Linked DNA regions of Homo sapiens: region 2 is linked to region 1. The links are chromatin contacts, found by Hi-C or POLR2A ChIA-PET in ENCODE. All regions are on one chromosome and are shown on one strand. The core of a region is the stretch at or near the end of the contact, and the rest is flanking DNA. Distances in the headings are between cores, read along the strand shown.

Region 1 (2,700 bases), core at 135-2,634:
TGAAATATAATTCACATCTACAATTCACTCATTTAAACTGTACAGGTCAATTGTTTTTAGACTGTTCACAGAGCTGTGCAACCATCACCACTGTCTAATTTTAGAACCCCCCCTTCATAAGCTTTGTACTAATTAGTAGTCACCTCACATTCCCACTGTCCCCAGCCCCAGCCCTAGGGAACCACTGGTCTGCTCTCTGTCTCTGTAGCTTTGTCTGGTCTGGGCATTTCATGTGAATGAAATAATATACCATGTGGCCATTAGTGATTGGCTTTTTTCACTTAGCATAGTGTTTTCAAAGTCCATCTATGTTGTAGCATGTGTCAGTACCTCATCTCTCTCTTTTTTTTAGTATAATATCTACTGATAGATATACCACTTTTGTTTATCCGTTCAACAAGTGAAGTCTATTTGGGTTGTTTCCTCCTTTACTATGAATAGTGCTGCTATTGATGCAGGACAGGTGAGCCCCCAAATTGGGGCTTAACCCAGGAGAATTCTTGGCTTTACCCAGGAAAGAATTTAAGGGTGAGCCAGTGACAGCAGTCATTTATTGAGCAGTACTGTTCCTTGCAGAACAGGGCTAACTCACAGGCAGTGGGCCCAGAGTAGGCAACGTATGGTCTCTTGGCAGTTGCATTTATACTTACTTATACCTACTTTCAATTACATGCAAATTAAGGGGCAGGTTATTTAGAACTTTCTAGGAAAGGGGCAGTAACTTCCAGGCCCTTGCCAAGGAAGGGGTTGGTAACATCCAGGTCATTGCCATGGCATTTATAAACTGTCGTGGCGCTGGTGGGAGTGTCTTATGCTAATGGACAATGGGGGCAGCTAGGGATTGCTTTCCTTGCCATCTTTAGATGCCTGCCTGTTTTTTCACTTCATCTTGTCTGGGCCAGATCCTGTTTTGGCCAGTAGGGTTGTGACCAGAAAACAAGTCCTGCAGGTCTCCTATCTCACTATGAACATTTATGTGCCTGTTTTTGTGTGGACATATGTTTTCATTTCACTTGGATTTATATATCTAGGACTGGGCTTGCTGGATCATATTGTAACTCTATGTTTAACATTTTGAGGACTATAATAAGTAATTTGAAAAGTAGTCCCTTAAATAACAGCTAGGTGGAGTATACTAGAGTTACCCTAATCATTTTGAAATGATTTCACATAATAGAGTTCCACTTAGCATGGGTGTATGTGGTTTTAACTTTTACATCTTGAAAGGAAACTTTGTGTAGTAACAGGAAATTGTTGAAATATAGTGTACTTGCTGTTTGAGAAGAAAAAAATGGTGATATTTTTAAAAGTTTGCTGCTAATAATTCAGATTGTTTGAAACAGTTTGGAGGAAACAAAACCAAACAGAAATCTGAAACCATGGAAAAACTTCCTTGTGACTAAACCAATCACTGTGCAGTGTGTACCACAAAAAATAATGTCAAGAAGTCCGCTTCTTTATGTCTTTGCATTTTGTCCTAGCTTGACTGAGCACTGTTCTCCCTCAAGACTCAGGCCTTGGTTGTATATTAATTGCTTTTCTCTGTTTTAGTTGATTTTCCTTAGCCTTCTAAGATCCCCTTCTAATGGAAAGAACGCTTAGCCGGTCACAGGAGATGTGAGGTCTTAGCCTGACTGTCACAACTGGCCTCTTTGAGTTGTGAGCAGAGAAAATTTCTGCTAGAACTTTCTTCATGCTTAAGGGACTTACGTGTGTGTGTGTGTGTGTTTATATATGTGTGTGTATATATAAACACATATATTACACATATATACACAACATAAACATATACAACATATTACACATAATATGCATTACATATATAACATATTACATAACATAACATATATTACATGTAACATATATTTATGGGCTCATATTTTGTGTAGATGGATTTAATTTCAGTAAACCTGCTTTCTGACTTCATCACTTAGTTCTTTTATTATATTAATAATTTTTCTGGCTGTGTCTCATGAAGGGAAAAACAAAACATGAGCTTAAACTTCAAATGGGAAGAGATAAATGCTACTCAGTAAACCAAATGATGGTTTTATTAGGCTCAGGATCTTTGGTGGTGCCAATGTAGTTTTAGTTTACTAAATACTTTTATCATTCCTATCTCAATTTATGTTTTCAGTCTTTCTAACTTGTTGTTGAAAATTTACTTTGGGCTTAATGTATGGCAAGCAATCATCTTCCTAAGGGGTATGGGTTGTTTCTACCTTAACATTAATCTTTTTGCTTTGATTATGGGATCATGGAAAAATAGCAGTTACTGACAGGCAACTTACTTTGGCTACAGCTAAGCTACTTCTTTTTCCTCTCCCCTTCCTTTTCTCTCTCCCTTCTTTCCTTTTAACCCTATAAGTAACAAATGGAAATGTTCTCTATGAAACATTAGAGAAAGGTTTAATTCCCTTTGACCACCATCCTCAGTCACAGCTGTCCCATCCCATAGAGGCAACCGCATGTGTCATTGGCAGGTATTCTTCTAGACAGATCTCTGTGCATTTGTAATTATTTATATAAACCATATGGCATTAAGCCTTTTGGGGGAGGGTGTGGTTTCCTTCCTTCCAAAAATGGTATTGCATTTTCTCTTAGCAATACATCTTGGAGAGCAGATCAGTTTAGAAAATACAGCTTGACTGCATTCTTTCCAGCTGCTGCATATTGTGTCATAGTATTTGGATGTACCAT
Region 2 (2,700 bases), core at 181-2,680, 81 kb before region 1:
AGTCTGAGAAGTTGAGATAGCAGAATGTGCAAGTAGGGAGGCTTCCAGGTTACTTTCTCAACCTAGTCCTTGCAGCATCCCCACCCCCACGAAGCAGGCAATCTCTTTGCAAGCAGGATGGGGAAGCTCAGAGAATGTCACTGACTTGCTCAGAGTCACACAGCTTGGAGTTATGGTTCAAACTTGGATCACCTGGCTCTGAGTTTGGTATTCATACACATCGCTGACTTTATAGATCTTAAAGTTTTTTGTCTTAGTTATCTAGGCAGTACAGCTAGTAAGTTAGTGAATATTTTTAGGCCAAAGGCTGACATAATGAGATTTGTTTGGAAGGGGCATTCTGGCAGAACACCCACAATAAGATGTAAGAGATATAGCACAACTCCCACCTAGAACTATTTCTCACCACATCACAGGCTGCAGGTGGAGATGCATGGCAACGTTGAGGGAACTCAGACACCCAATCTGATGCACGGCATACCAGGAGGTGGGGAGGGGATCTGCAGAGACCTTTCACTGAGTTTTGGCACACAGACTGCTAAAGGAAAGCCTCCGTGGTGGGCTTGAACATGAGCATAGAAGAGCTCTTTTTAAACACAGGCCTTGAGCTGACTACAGGGGTCACAGGCAGAATAGCAAACAGAGACAAGACTATAAATAGCAGCTGCAGCTGGAAAGCAAAAGACAGGCCTGACCTGTGCATAGTATAGAAAGGACCTCAGGCAAGCCATCAGTCTCACCCTATTGCTCCCTCCCCTTGCAGAGGCCCCTCCCCACAACAGGCATCCTCAGCTCCAGCAGAGAAAGACTATGCATTATCACTGGAAGAGCTGTGAACCTGAACAGATTTCGTCCTCCCCAATCTAAGGAGTTAAAACTTAAAACACGGCGAGTCGACTTCAGATCTGGGGACAAGGCTCCTCCGAGTCCACCCTGCAGGGCTGTGAGCCGATCCTTTATTTCTGCTTGGTTGTCATTGTTCAGTTCTGTCTGCTTAGCCAGATTGGAAATGGTTAGCTGGAAAAAATTATGGTGCTGTCTAACATGATGTAACAAGATGTCATCTTCTAGCTCCAACGCATAAAATGGATTTACAGGAAGGAGAGGAGAAAAAAAAAAAAAGAGCAAAGCCCCAGGGAGCGCTTGACTCAGATAAAAACCACTGGGTTTTGTTTGTGAATGTCTAAAAGCTGCATGTTATTTTACTTAGAAGAACATGAGAACAGACTGGCATTTCAGGGGAAACAAAAGTTGTGGGCTACACAGCCCAGAGGAAAAGTGTGCTGAAAAAACTAAAACTAATATTCATTTCATATTGCACACATATACAAACACACCACAAACCCTATCTACCAATCACACAGACACATAAAATATGTGCCACAAATACCACCCCCGCCCCCAACACACACACAGGGCATACACACAGGAACACATACCACACCCCTTCTAAGCCTCGCCCAGGCATGACATGCACTCACCACCCACACACATTGTCGCATATCCTCTAGCATCGCCCCAACACCCTTGCCACAGTGACAAATACACTCATTCTTTTTACTCAAGAATCCTTTAATTCCTATATCACTGAGCCATGCAGGTGAGCATATATTCTGGGTCTAAGCTTTTCAGAGCTCCCTTTTATGAAGACACATACTGGAAAAGACATAGTGGAAAGAGGGTCAAAGGTTTTGTGGTTCTTTTTAAATATACAGTGGTTCTAGAAAGGCACATTCTAAGCCAATCCTAATATACTGCAGGGAAGTAACATGAATAAGAAAAGATATAATAGGGGCCGGGGGCAGTAGCTTATGCCTGTAATCCTAACACTTTGGGAGGCCGAGGCGGGTGGATTGTCAGAGCTCAGGAGTTCGAGACCAGCCTGGGCAACATGGCAAAACTCTGTCCCTACTAAAAATACAAAAAAGTAGCCAGGCATGGTGGCACATGCCTGTAGTCCCAGCTACTCCAGAGGCTGAGGCACAAGAATTGCTTGAACCTTGGAGGTGGAGGTTGCAGTGAGCCAAGATCATACCACTGCACTCCAGCCTGGGGGACAGAGCAAGACTCTGTCTCAAAAAAAAAAAAAAAGAAGATATGATAGGATTCCGTGGTCATTTGTGTTCCTTAGAACTCCATTACTTTCTTTCTACATTTGAAGCAAGTTCTCATGTTGCCTCGGGGGACTGTCAGTGCCTCAATTATACACATACACCGAAAATAATGGCATAGAAGGAAAGGGAAAGATTGGGCAACCCATAGTCTTTTTAGACCTTCTTCCCTCATCAGCATGCCAAAGGCAGGCGGTGTTGGTAGGATGTCATATATTAGGAAATGAAATAAAAATCATTGAATTAGTTTTATGCAGAGTTTTCACTGTTCTGCTAAAAACTAAGTCCATACACATGTATGAGCTATAAAATATGAATTTTGTAATTTCATTAAACACTCTTATGCCTATATTTAAAACTGGCATTATACAACATAAACATAAATGATAAAATTTATGGTGACAATTTTTAAATGATCATTTTTCTTAGAAGGATCTTATATAGCAAATTTTAAAATGCCATGACAAGTTGAGAGGGAAACTGCAGAAAACAAACAAAAAAGCTTTATATTTTAGTACCTTTAACAACACTCTTCTCCTGCTATTTGAACAAAAGACCCCAAATCTCCATTTTCCATGGAGCCTCACTA

The links. Hi-C counts contacts between places; a loop is a spot of excess contacts on that map. ChIA-PET counts read pairs that join two places held with the same protein, here RNA polymerase II (POLR2A). Pooled maps may share reads with other maps.
Region 2: a loop to region 1 is called in a pooled map, with 3 times the contacts of the local background. The contact joins two enhancer-like sites. A Hi-C loop is called at or near these places in 3 of 168 maps with a recorded cell type or tissue (Right ventricle myocardium inferior, cardiac septum and heart left ventricle) and 7 of 50 pooled maps. POLR2A ChIA-PET finds 5 or more read pairs at or near these places in 6 of 52 experiments (A549, A673, H1 and 3 more).

The regions. Positions count from the first base shown.
Region 1 is chr2:30,502,372-30,505,071 of GRCh38, forward strand. All of the region lies in intron 1 of LCLAT1 (lysocardiolipin acyltransferase 1), which reads left to right. Among named protein-coding and RNA genes, the nearest start is that of LCLAT1, 56 kb to the left of the region's middle. Within about 2 kb of position 1,385, at least 3 of the 41 ENCODE cell types and tissues checked have a DNase peak (open chromatin) inside an H3K27ac peak, as active enhancers do.
Region 2 is chr2:30,421,166-30,423,865 of GRCh38, forward strand. No RefSeq gene overlaps it. Among named protein-coding and RNA genes, the nearest start is that of LCLAT1, 25 kb to the right of the region's middle. Within about 2 kb of position 1,431, at least 16 of the 41 ENCODE cell types and tissues checked have a DNase peak (open chromatin) inside an H3K27ac peak, as active enhancers do.